2 separate regions of the Homo sapiens genome follow, and region 1 is linked to region 2. A link is a contact called in ENCODE Hi-C data. All regions are on one chromosome and are shown on one strand. The core of a region is the stretch at or near the end of the contact, and the rest is flanking DNA. Distances in the headings are between cores, read along the strand shown. Region 1 overlaps C12orf56 (chromosome 12 open reading frame 56). Region 2 holds the start of RXYLT1 (ribitol xylosyltransferase 1).

Region 1 (6,840 bases), core at 1,381-3,880, 610 kb after region 2:
AACTGCCCTTATAAAATTATAACTGATGGCTGGGCACGGTGGCTCACACCTGTAATCCCAGCACTTCAGGAGGCCGAGGTGGGTGGATCACAAGGTCAGGAGATCGAAACCATCCTGGCTAACATGGTGAAACCCCATCTCTACTAAAAATACAAAAATTAGCTGGGCATGGTGGCGGGTGCCTGTAGTCCTAGCTACTCAGGAGGCTGGGGCAGGCGAATGGTGTGAACCCGGGAGGCGGAGTGCAGTTAGCCAAGACCGTGCCACTGCACTCCAGCCTGGGTGACAGAGTGAGACTCCGTTTCAAAAAAAAAAAAAAAAATTATAACTGAAAGAGTGAAAGAGATCCGACCTAACCAACTCCATCTGGCTTCTAACTTCCAAGCAATCCTTGTTCATTCCTGGGCATCCATGAAACTAATTTTGGGAGGAGCCTAGTTTATAGTTAAACTTTGAAACTTTGATCTCTGGCCGGGCGCAGTGGCTCACACCTGTAATCCCAGCACTTTGGGAGGCTGAGGCAGGCAGATCACTGGAGTCCAGGAGTTTGAGACCAGCCTGGGAAACATAGCAAAACTCTGTCTCTACAAAAATTACAAAAAATAGCCGAGCATGGTGGAGTGTGCCTGTAATCCCAGCTACTAAGGAGGCTGAGGTGGGAGGATCACTTGAGCCTGGGAGGTCTAGGTTGCAGTGAGCAGAGGTGTCACCAGTGCAATCCAGCCTGGGCAACAAAGTCTCAAAAAAAAAAAAACCAAGAAAAACCAAATAGTACCTCTTTTGTTTAATTGGATTTTCCTGATTACAAATGAGAGAACCAATTTTTTTTTGAGACAGAGTCTTGTTTGTTGCCCAGGCTGGAGTGCAGTGGCGCGATCTTGGCTCACTGCAACCTCCACCTCCCGGGTTCAAGCAATTCTCCTGTCTCAGCCCTCCGAGTAGCTGGGACTACAGACGCGTGCCACCACATCCAGCTAATTTTTGTATTTGTCATAGAAACGGGGTTTCACCATGTTGGCCAGGCTGGTCTTAAACTCCTGACCTCATGATCCGCCCACCTCAGCCTCCCCAAGTGCTGGGATTACAGGCATGAGCCACCACGCTGGGCCCAATATTTCCCTTCCCCCCTTCATAATATAGGTAAATGTGCTGATACAATGTAAAAAAAAAATGATTAAAAAAAGAAGTCCACAACTATAAATCAACCAAATATGAGCTTTGTCCTTTGTTATACGTTTACCCATTCAACCAGTACACATTGAACTGATATTTGCCAGGCCTGGTTTACAAAGATGACTAAGATATTGTGTGGAGACAAAAATGAATCCAGCTAAGTATAAGGCTGTGAGCTAACTGCTGTAATAGACATAGGTTCACAATGCATGCCTGGAAAAATAGCATTCATCCTTCAAGAGTCCTTCATATTTCTGCAAAGTAATAACAACTAGCATTGATTGCTTGTTCTGACCTATTCACTGTGCTAAATGTATCACATGAATGATCTCAACTGATCTTCATAACAACCTTAAGAGGTAGTTCTTATTATTTTCTCCATTTCATAGATGAAGGAACTGAGGCAGAGAGAAGCTAAGCAGTTTTTTTTAAGGTTGTGGCAGGACTCGGATTTGAAGACAAGCAATCTGACTTCAAAGCCTGTGATCTTAGGTACTTACGCTATTCCACCTCCTTAATCTATTCTGTTTACCTCCCCTTCCTCTTTCCATGCAAAATCAGAAGACAGTATTTTGTGGTATCATAGCATCCTAGGAATACCTCTATTGGAAATTCTACTGTTTTGAACTATTATGTTCCAGTGACTGTCTCCTTTAGAAAAGGAATGTATTATTCTTTTTTAGACTGCATAGCAAGTAGTAGGTGTTCAATAATGTCACCAAGGATAAAACTAGTGATTAAAAATGTGATTATTTCAACCACCTTGAAGGAGGACAAACTGTTCATGGCAAGCAAGCAGGCCAGGCTGTAAAAGGTGCATTTGTTCTAGTTCAAGAGGCCTCATGGAGCCCAGGATACCTAGAGAGCAGATATTCACAAAAGGGGTGAAAGGACTAGGAGAAAGAGAGGCAAGGGCTGCTGGAGTTGACAGATTTTCTTTCCCGTAGGTGATGAGATGGATTTGAAGGACAGTGATCTGTAGGAAATTCATAGACTGCTCTGCGTATTTGTTCTCACACTTAAAAATGTAACCAGCTGGGCACGGTGGCTCATGCCTGTAATCCCAGCACTTTGGGAGGCCGAGGTGGGCAGATCGCCTCAGGTTAGGATTTCGAGACTGGCCTGGCCAACATGGTGAAACCCCGTCTCTACTAAAAACACAAAAATTAACCGGGTGTGGTGGTGCGAGCCTGTAATCCCAGCTACCCGAGAGGCTGAGGCAAGAGAATCACTTGAACTCAGGAGGTGGAAGTTGCAGTGAGCCCAGGTCTTGCCACCGCACTCCAGCCTGGGCAACAGAGCGAGACTCCTGCTCAAAAAAAAAAAAAAAAAGTGTCTAACCTTAGAAGGGCTTAAGTGGTATTTTGATGCACCCAAGAGCAGAACTCTAGAGAACTCTTTCAAAAGTAACTTTTAAGGAAATGTCAGCCTTTTATAAAATATCCGCCCAAGTAACTTGGAAACCCTTTCTTTGAGAAAATGAACCACATCAAACACATACTGAGATCGTGAAGTGCACTTTAAGCTCATTTTTGCTGGAAGGGAAATCTCACTTGTACCCTTCTTCAAAACAAACATGTGTAGACTCTGGTCTAACTGTCTAAATTTTGTTGCTGTTACCTTTAATTTTTTTTCCTTTGTGAAGGGAATAGAATTTTATCTGTATTATTTGTAAGGGCTTTTTTTCCCCTGAGATAAATGTGACATATGTCAGGAACTAGAGTTAATCTGGCCTAACATGGAACAAGGAGAGCTGGGGCTCAGAGGCATAAAGGACTTTATTTGTTCCTAAGATCAGTGCTTGAGATATTTTGCAGATCCTGAACCTGATGAATCAGCTGGCACCACCCAGATCGATTAACTGGCTCATCTGATCTTGTGGCCCCCACCCAGGAACTGACTCAGTACAAGAGGACAGCTTCCATACCCTATGATTTCATCTCCTGCCTAACCAGTCACCACTCCTGACTCCCTGGCTTCCCCCCACCTACAAGTTGTCCTTAAAAACTCTGATCCCTGAATGCTCGGGGAGCCTGATCTGAGTAATAATAAAACTCCAGTCTCCTGCACAGCCTGCTCTGCATAAATTACTCTTTCTCTATTGTGATTCCCCTGTCTTGATAAACTGGCTCTGTCTAGGCAGCAGGCAAGGTGAATCCATTGGGCAGTTACAACTTTAGAATCCTCCCGAGGTGGGAGGATCATTTGAGGACAGGAGTTTGAGACCAGCCTGGGAAACATGGCAAGACCCCATCTCTATAAATAAATTAAATTAATGTGTTGGCAGGACCTTCTGGAAGCTTTAGGGGAAAATCCATTTCCTTGCCTTTTCTAGCTTCTCCAGGCCCCCTACATTCCTTGGCTAAGGCCTTCTTCCACCTTCAAAACTAGCAATGACTAGTCGAGTCTTTCTCATGCTGCATCAGTTGGCCACCGACTCTTCTTCTGCCCCTCTCTTCCACCTTTTTTGTAATTTTTAATTTTTATTTTTTTGAGACAGAGTCTCACTCTGTTGCCCAGGCTGGAGTGCAATGGCGCAATCTTGGCTCACTGCAACTTCCGCCTCCCGGGTTCAAGCGATTCTCCCACCTCAGCCTCCTGAGTAGCTGGGCTTACAGGTGTGTGCTACCACTGCTGGCTAATTTTTATATATATATATATTTTTTTTTTTTTTTGAGACGGAGTTCCACTCTTGTTGCACAGGCTGGAGTGCAATGGCGCAATCTTGGCTCACCGCAACCTCCGCCTCCCGGGTTCAAGCTATTCTCCTGCCTCAGCCTCCCAAGTAGCTGGCGTTATAGGCATGTGCCACCACGCTTGGCTGATTTTGTATTTTTAGTAGAGACGGGGTGTCTCCATGTTGGTCAGGCTGGTCTCAAACTCCCAACCTCAGGTGATCCGCCCATCTCGGCTTCCCAAAGTGCTGGGATTACAGGAGTGAGCCACCGTACCTGGCCAATTTTTATATTTTTAGTAGAGATGGGTCTTCACCACGTTGGCCAGGCTGATCTCAAACTCCTGACCTCAGGTGATCTGCCCGCCTGGGCCTCTCAAAGTGCTGGGATTACAGGTGTGACCCACTGCGCCCAGCCATAAACACATCTTTAAAAGTGTAAGAGGCCAGGTGGTCAGGAGTTTGAGACCAGCCTGACCAACATGGCGACACCCTGTCTCTACTAAAACTACAAAAATTAGCCGGGCATGGTGGTGCGTGCCTGTAGTCCCAGCTACTTAGGAGGCTGAGGTGGGAGAATTGCTTGAACCCAGGAGGCAGAGGTTCAGCAAGCCAAGATTGCACCACTGCACTCCAGCCTGGGTAACAGAGCGAGACTCTATCTCAAAAAAAAAAAAAAAAAAAAAAAAAAAAAAAAAGATGTGTTCACATTGAGCCCACCCAGATACTCCAGATTAATTTCCCTATTTCAAGGACAAATGATTAGCAACTTTAATTCCATCTGCAACCTTAATTCTCCTTTTCCATGTAACATATTCACAGGTTCCAGGGATTTAGCGTGTGCTTATCTTTGGGGCTTAATTATTCTGCCTATCGCAACTTCCAAAGTTGAACTATATTGTGCAAGATGGACATTCAAGCTACCAACAATGTTGAAAACTTAGATTTGTTCAGTACATTTATAGCCATTACACATTCTTTATGCCTGAAAGGTAAACCTTGTCCAGAAAGCATGAATAAATAAATTGGTATCCTTTTTTGTAGGATTCTTGGCTCAGGGCCAAAGGAGCTTTACAGTACTTTTTAGATTCTCACAGGTAAAAAAAAACAAAACAAAAAAACAAGCCAGGCACAGTGGCTCATGCTTGTAATGTAATGCCAACACTTTGGGAGGCCAAGGTGGGTGGATCGTTTAAGCCCAGCAGCCTGGGCAACATGGCAAAACCCTGTCTCTACAAAAAATACGAAAACTAGCCAGGCATGGTGGCACGTGCCTGTAGTCCCAGCTACTCAGAAGGGTGAGGTGGGAGAATCACTTGAGCCAGGGAGGCAGAGGTTGCAGTGAACTGAGATCGGGCCACTGCACTCCAGCCTGGGCAACAGAGCAAGGCCCTGTCTCCAAACAAAACAAAACAAAACAAAAAAACAAGAGATATATAACACTATTGACATAAATAAATGTCTCTTTTGGAGGAGAGTAACAATATCCTAAAATCATTACTTTTGTGTCAAAACAATAAATGTTTACACTGGAGACAATAGAAAAAGCTGAGCGTTCAAAGTTTTTTGTTTTTGAGACAGAGTTTTGCTCCTGTTGCCCAGTCTGGAGTGCAACGGCGCCATCTCAGCTCACTGCAACCTCTGTCTCCCTGGCTCAAGTGATCCTCCTGCCTCAGCCTCCTGAGCAGCTGAGATAACAGGCATGCGCCACCACACCCAGTGGCGCATTGGCCCAGGCTGGTCTCGAACTCCTGACCTCAGGTGATCCACCTGCCTCAGCCTCCCAAAGTGCTGGGATTACAGGCGTGAGCCACCATGCCTGGCCCCTTTTAAAGTGTTTTGTTTGTTTGTTTAGAGACAGTCTAGCTGTGTCACCCAGGCTGAAGTGCAGTGGTGAGATCATGGCTTACTGCAGCCTCGAACTCCTTAACTCAAAGTATCCTCCCACTTCAGCCTATGAAGTAGCTTGTACCACCGGCATGCACCACCATACACAGCTATTTATTTTTATTTTTGTAGAGACGGTGTCTTGCTAGGTTACCTAAGTCTCCAACTCCTAGGCTCATGTGATTCCCCTGCGTTGGCCTCCCAAAATGCTGGGATTACAGGCATGAGCCACCTTACCCAGTCTAAAGTTTTAAAAAACACTTAGTAAAGGAAATTTAAATTAAAAAAAAATTTAGTTCAAGGCCAGGTGCTGTGGCTCTTGTCTGTAGTGGATCACTTGAGCCCAGGAGTTTGAGACTAGCTTGGGCAACACTGCAAGATCCTGTCTCTACAAAAAAAAATTTTTAATTAGCCAGCTGTGATGGCATGAGCCTGTAGTCCCAGCTACTTGGGAGGCTGATGTGGGAGGATCGCTTGAGCCCTGGAGGCTGAGGCGGCAGTGAGCCGTGATGGTGCCACTGCACTCCAGCCTGGATGACAGAGTGAGACTGTCTCCAAAAAAATTGTTTTAGTTCAAGAGAATGGAAACAATGGTAGTGAGGAAAAGCAATGTTGTATCCCGAACTTTTCCTCAACAAAGAAAATAAATTGGCACAGTTACATTAGTTCACAAAGGTATTCCGAGTAGAAAAAAAATCTTTTTTTTTCATTTAATTTTATTCTTTTCTTACAGACTCGTTCAAAACAAGCCATGACTCCTCAGCAAAACAGCTCCATCAAGCGTCTCGCCAACCTCTCCCTTGGGGCTCAGTCAAGGGAATGAAAAAACGAGGCTAGACACCTGTCCCCAACGGAAAAACCAAGAACACACCTGGAGAGCAGCTCAGACAAAGGGAGCCAGGCGGGGAAAACAGTAATTGGAGAGGAGACCGTGCTTCCAGTCTGTTGCTGGTTTACAAGGTAAATCTATTCCTGGACGAAAGGGGTACAGGAACAGCACCCGAAAACCGGCGACAGGCTGTGGCAGGCCCGACGTCTTTCAAGCCCAGCTCCTAGCGTCGACGCCCCTCCTTCCAAGACGTTTCCCAGCAGGCCCTGCGCCCAGT
Region 2 (6,937 bases), core at 1,462-3,961:
TTTTTTAATTTTTAAGAGGTTGAAATGCATTTATATCACTCCTGGGGCCTTTCAGTAGCCTCCTACCCCAAGTTGATGATAATAATATCATTAGAAAAACAGCATATGCAAATGAAGTCAGTGGTAAATGAGAGATGGAGTCACATGGGTTCAAGCTGTCTTGAATCACTCTCTGAGACTATCACCATGGTGGCACCCACTCATAAGGGCTTTTAGTAGAACAGAGTCCATAGACAACTATCACACTAGTTAAGGCTGGTGGATCATATGGAATACATAAACAAAATTGGTGATGAAATGTTACACCAATGATGAAACTGTGCATAGGGTTTAGAGGGTGTGGGGAAGGGGAAATAGGAGAGGGAAAGATTTACAGAGGAAGTGATGTTTGCACAGAATCTGTTTCTGCTCATCTGCTTCAATTTCACCTCAGAGTTGTTCTGTCTTTAACCTTCATCCTAGTTTCTGTTTGGTTGGTTATTAGTATGTTGTTTGATTGATTGTTTAAAGAAGGCGTTATAATTTGCTTACTATTTCCCAATGCCAATATATTTCTGTAGAGTTTTATTACTTATTTTTGTGAGCATTGTACTCACATGAAAAAGAAAAATGTATCTTCTTAGGACTGATTCTTACAAATTTGAAATAGCTATAGTTTATAACTTACATGGCCAAGCCCTGCTAGAAGTATCTTGCAAAGGGTTTGACACAGAAGCTTGGCCAAGCTGTGAAAAATCTCTCAAAGTAGTTAACACACTTCTTGAGTATTACTGGAAACTTGATAAACTAAGAAGAGAATTTTGACCAGGTATCACAAGAAATTTGTACTGGGGACTTCTAAGAATAAGCGTGTACTATTTCACAGTCAACTAGAAGAAGGCATTAGGACATTAGGGCTATTTTCTCAATATCTTGTTGATTAATAGTTCTTCCCTTTGCAGACAGAGTAGAAAATTTCACCAAGTAAAGATTTTAGCCCTGCTTTAGTTTAATTCATCTCATATTCCTTTATTTCTATTCTTCCTCCCACATCTTTCCTTCTCAGGTCTGGTTCCCTATATGCGGAGCTTCAACCCCCAGAGGATATTTAACCTTGTCTCCCCCTCCACACTGCTGCATTCCCCACCACATCTCTTTCCCTCTCTTTCCATCCACCTGAAGAGATGAGAGCATATACAGAAAGTAGCTCCCAGCTGTAGCTCAACCATTAAACACCAAGAGAAAGGAAAATGAACTCTGCCAGACTTAGATCAATTAGAAGATTCCTTTGTAACCTAAATACATTTTTAAAAGCTTATCATCAAATTATGCAGTCATTTGCAGTTTGAGGTAAAACAACTCCTTCATTTTCATGGCCCTCTCCCCTATTCAAGATGACATCAACTGCATATTAGTTTTACCTTGTATGCATTTCTCAATAGTAAAACCATTAGTCAGTAGCATCTGAATGTACATTGATACAGTGGGTGTTTTGTGGTAATTATAAGGTAATTACTTCCTATCCTTAAATAATTGTCATTTCCACAAACAAACAAAATAGGATAAACAACAATACAGCATACATAAAACAACTGCCATCTCCCTAAGACACCAGAATAGCCTGTTAATCAAGGAAAGCTAAATTTATTAAATCTACTACAGTAAGGGAGGCCACACTTTGACAGAAGCTTGGCAGTCTCAGAAGGAGAAGGTTGGGGGTGATATTTATAGGATTTGGGGAGTCTGAGCAAAAATGGTTTAAAACAGGTCTTTTGAGGCAGGGAACTGTTTGGGGGATTGGGTAAAGTGTTTGACCTAATAGTTTAGGGTCGGTGCTAGAGTGACCAATTTTACTGATTTCCTAGGACTTTCTCAATTTTAGCACTAAAAATCCTCCAACTGGAGAATCCTTACAGTCCTGGGCAAACTGGGACCATTGGTCACCCTAATTAGCAGACATACCGTCGCAAGACTGCTGGGTAATTTGAACAGTAGTACCAGAGCAACTGACAAAACATTGTAGCCCATCTTCCCAAGGCTGGATACAAAGTTTTCTGAAGCATTCACATTTACAGCCTCTATTTGACAAAATACTGCATGCCTATGTGCGTTCAACTCACATAATAATGAAACTTAACTTTAAAAATGTTTTTATTGCAGTAAGGTATATAAAACATGAATTCGACAGTTTAACTATTTCTATGCATACAAGTGAGTGGTATTAATTACATTCACAATGTTAAGCGACCATCATCACTTAATTTTTTTAAAGGACGTTTATATTCACTCATCTATCAACGTAGTAGGCACTGTCCTAGGCGCTAGGGATTCCATGCAGAGCAAAAAACGTCACAGTCCATGCCTTCACATGGCCTTCATGGACCACCGCGGGTGTTCTTTTTCCCCCGAGTCTTTATGTACTTGGGAAAAGTGGCCAGGGTTGAAAGGTGCAATGAGTACACGGCAGAGGTCAGAGAGGTTCCCACTCAGCCCGGCGTCTGGAAGCAGCGTGGGGTAGGGGCCGCTCCAGTACCCCCTCCTCCAGTGTCGAAGGTGGGCAGGCCCTCGGCCGGGTGGATGAGCCGCGACTGGAGGGGGCGGGGCCTGGGCGGGAGGCGGGCGGTGGGCGTGTCCGGGGCGGGGCTGTACCGGGCGCTGGGCGGAGGAGCCTTGGCTGGGGACTGCCTGGAAACGGGCTGGGCCTGCCTCGGACGCCGCCGGTGTCGCGGATTCTCTTTCCGCCCGCTCCATGGCGGTGGATGCCTGACTGGAAGCCCGAGTGGGATGCGGCTGACGCGGAAGCGGCTCTGCTCGTTTCTTATCGCCCTGTACTGCCTATTCTCCCTCTACGCTGCCTACCACGTCTTCTTCGGGCGCCGCCGCCAGGCGCCGGCCGGGTCCCCGCGGGGCCTCAGGAAGGGGGCGGCCCCCGCGCGGGAGAGACGCGGCCGAGGTAGGACTGGGTCGGCGGCTTCCTTCCGGCTCTGCGCTCCTGGCTGGGGCTGCTGGGCGGCTGGGGCCGGGTCCCCGCACCCGGCTCTCAAGTCCGGGATTACCCGCAGGGCCTGAGAAGCGCTTTGCCCCCTACAGCCTCTCGAGCCAGCCCTTGGCTCGGAATTGGAGAATGGTCCTCATTCTTACCCAGATCTCACACGCCGTCCCCGCTCCCGATCCCAGGGGGTGACAGGCGCGCACGCCTTTCAAACACGTGTTAAAATCCAAGACGTCGTCTCAAATGCCAGAGATTTGCGGGAATGCTCCTGGAAGGCCTCAAAATCGCCGCAAGGTTTAAGACATCCGTTTCCATGTTGAAACAAAGCCCTCTCTAATCCTGCAGTGACCATAAGGCAGACTTTACCTCCAAATTCTGGTCCCCTGTCCTGTGTTTTAACTTGTGTTAAGATCAGACTCGGCTTTCTCTTTCCCTTTATTCAGAATTTTGCACGATAGTATCTAAGACTGGTGAACACTACACTCTGAAGTCAGTTTTTTGTGCATAGGTTACCTGTATACAATGGATAAAAATAATTGCAAAAGTTAAGCTTGTAACTTGATACATATTATCCTGTTATTTTTAAAGGTTTTGTGTTGGGGAAGAGAATTTTCCTGTCTCAAGGTAGCATTTTATTTCTAAGACTTTTCAGAGTAAAAAAAGTTCAGTAAAAAAATTGCTGATTTTCTTTTTTGTTTTCATTGTGTATTACCAGTTTAAATTCAGTTGCTGTACCTCTCAGAAATTAAAGTTAGGATGAAATTAGAACTAACACTTAATTTAAATGATTTGAATTTACCTACAACTGCAATAATACCTTACTGGTAAACACTTACTCTTTTTAAAACAGAACAGTCCACTTTGGAAAGTGAAGAATGGAATCCTTGGGAAGGAGATGAAAAAAATGAGCAACAACACAGATTTAAAACTAGCCTTCAAATATTAGATAAATCCACGAAAGGAAAAACAGATCTCAGTGTACAAATCTGGGGCAAAGCTGCCATTGGTAAGTTAATACGTAGAAGGAAGACATGTAAAAAGCATTATAAAATGTATTTTATTGATATGAAATTCATTTTAATATAATTTATTTCATAATTTGTTAATTAAGGCATCATGATATATTTTTTCGCTTTTTGTCAATAATTCCTTTCTCCTTCCAATTAGACAACATCTGTTTGTAAATGTACACACATACATATTCCACTGTTGGTCTTTAGCAGAGCACAGCTTCATTTATTGATACATTGAGTAGGCTGTATAGTGTCATTAGATTGCAATGCATATGTCAACTGAATTTTCATGAATCTGTGTATTTTTTGGACACTTGATACACAAGTATAAGATGTGGCCCCTGCCCTTGATGGCCAAACACATTTGGGAAACACTGAAGAGTACAAAGTTAAACAAGGTTCTTCATTGCAGGCCTTTCTCAAGAGCCTTTAATATGACAATGTTCATTGTATCAGCGAAGGAATATATTATAGTATGTAGTTGATTAAACTTGATTGACCACAGAAGCATTTTTGCTGTGAATATCATGAGAGTGTAGTGTTCTAAGATATATATTATGCTCAATTAGAGAATGGGGCCCTGAGGGTTTAAAGAGTCACAAAGAATTTAGTGACTTAGAAAGCGCTTTATGTGGCCTTTGAACATGAGTTGGGTTTATGTACAATAAGGCATATGGATAGAAAGTACCAGATGAGAGGAAAATGTACAGAGCATAGTGCTCTGCTCATGGTATTTCATAAATTCGTTCATACTTACATACAAGTATATATCCTAGAAGATTACTACCAACCTCTAAATTTCAAGTACCTGAAACCAGGCCTTCAATCATCAAGTTCTAGCCATTATTTTTTAAATAAAGTCTCTAATATTGATTTCTTCTTTTAAATCTCAGATTTTCATTTCCAGACTTCTCTCTTTTCAATCTGATAAGTGCAAAGTGGCCAAGTGAATTTCATCAAATGCTACCTTTTTTTTTTAACACCTCTGCTAGCAGGAAAAATGCTACTTTGATCAGCCTATTCTCTAGACACAGTTATAAAATACCGTTATAGAAATTCCCATTCAAAAGGGGAGAAAAATTGAAGTAAAAAAGTGTCACTGGTCCAAGCAATTTTGAAATCTAAATTTCATCTAAATGGCCAGCTCCATTAGATGATATTGCAGGCCTAGGAATAATCTATAGGTTGTACAGCTTTGCCCTCTGGCATCTCAGCCACACTCTTGAAGTCATCTTTTCCTTTTTCATAAAAAGTAGCACAAGTTTGCAGCTTCGTAATTTTATCAGCCTGTTGACAGCTGGTAAAATTTTCAGAGCCCATCAGCCTTCTTTCATTGTGACCTCTTGCTGTCTTTTTTAGTCCAAGCTGGCAGCGTTTCTGCTCATAAAACATTCTGAAGAACCTTGTGGGCCCTCTGTGTATGTCACAGGATTCACTCCATTAGATGGGAAGCTCCTCTGCAGATCTTTTCTGAGTAATCCCATCTCCATTTCTGGCTTCTGCTGAGATGGCTGAGGAGACCTGTAAGTCACATGTATAATCTCTTCAAAGAGCCCTTTGTGTGAATGAATATTCAGATCTTCTGATCCTTCTGAGGCACTAGCAAAAGGTTGTGCAGCCACATCCTTGGTCTTGTTTCTGGAACACCCTTTTCAGGCAGCAAATCTAATTTTTCACATCTTTTGCAATCTTAATGGTCCGAGAATTTCCCAAATCATCAAATTCTGGTTCCCTTTTGCTTAACAGTTTTTCCTTCTATCTCTTTTTTCTTATATTTCACTAATCACCAAGAAACCAGTCCACACCTTTCACTTTGCTTGGAACCCTCCAGCTAATTATTAAAGTTTATCACAAGTTCTGCTTTCCATGTAACTGCAGGATACAATCCAACTAAGCTTTTTACTGTTATATAACAAGGATCCTCATCCTTCCAGTTTCTAATAACACATTCCTGATTTTCTTCTGAGCCCTCACCAGCAATTTCTTTAATACGCATATTCTAGGCATGGCGTCTCACGCCCGTAATCCCAGCACTTTGGGAGGCTGAGGCCGGTGGATCACTTGAGGCCAGGAGTTCAAGACCAGCCTGGCCATCATGGTGAAACCCCGTCTGTACCAAAAATACAAAAATTAGCCAGACATTGTGGCACGTGCCTGTAATCCCAGCTACTCAGGAGGCTGAGGCAGGAGAATTGCTTGAACCCGGGAGGTGGAGGTTGCAGTGAGCCGAGATCATGCCACCTTACTCCAGCCTGGGCGACAGAGCGAGACTCTGTCTCAAAAAAAAAAAACATTGCATATTCTTACCAACAATCTGCTTGTGATCATTTAGATATCCTCTAAGACAATACAGGTTTTCTCTACTCTACCTCACTTTCTTGAGTCTTCACTAGCTGAGTCATTAACATCCATATTTCTATCTGCAGGTTATTCAAGGCAATCTAATCTAGGCTTTTTAAAATCATGTCCTCACAGTTCTCTCAGCCTTTCCCCATTACCCAATTTCAGAGACACTTCCACATTTTTAAGTATTTGTTACAGTAGCACCTCATTTCCAGGTACCATAATCTTAACTGTATAATCCATAGCATCCTATTGCAGCCATAACAAATTACCACAAATGCAGTATCCTACCTTTCTGAAGGCAGAACTCTAAAATGTGTGGGGTCTGTGTTACTTTTTGAGGCTCTAGAGGAGAACCTGTTTCCTTACCGTTTAGAGTTTCTAGCGGCTACCCGTATTCCTTCATTTATGGCCCCACATCACTCTGACCTCTGCTTCTATCTTTATATATCCCTTGCCTCACTCTGACACTCCTGCCTCCCTTGTGTGAGGACTCTTGAGATTACATAGGGCCCACCTAGATAATCTATAATAATCTCTTCACCTCAGCATCCTTAACTTAATCATATTTTTAAAGTGTCTTTTGCCATGTAAGGTAACATATTCATAG

The links. A loop is a pair of places that touch in the nucleus more often than their neighbours do. Pooled maps may share reads with other maps.
Region 1: a pooled map shows a loop between it and region 2 (6-fold over the local background). The contact joins the enhancer-like site here to the promoter of RXYLT1 in region 2. A Hi-C loop is called at or near these places in 4 of 50 pooled maps.

What each region holds. Positions count from the first base shown.
Region 1 is chr12:64,382,566-64,389,405 of GRCh38, forward strand. The region is part of intron 1 of C12orf56 (chromosome 12 open reading frame 56); the gene reads right to left. Among named protein-coding and RNA genes, the nearest start is that of C12orf56, 4.8 kb to the right of the region's middle. Within about 2 kb of position 2,631, at least 2 of the 41 ENCODE cell types and tissues checked have a DNase peak (open chromatin) inside an H3K27ac peak, as active enhancers do.
Region 2 is chr12:63,777,198-63,784,134 of GRCh38, forward strand. RXYLT1 (ribitol xylosyltransferase 1) reads left to right here and starts at 2,712. Exons shown (of 6, transcript NM_014254.3): 1 at 2,712-2,932; 2 at 3,822-3,977. The coding sequence starts at 2,764. RefSeq lists silencers at 2,531-2,760, 2,777-3,052, 2,781-3,080.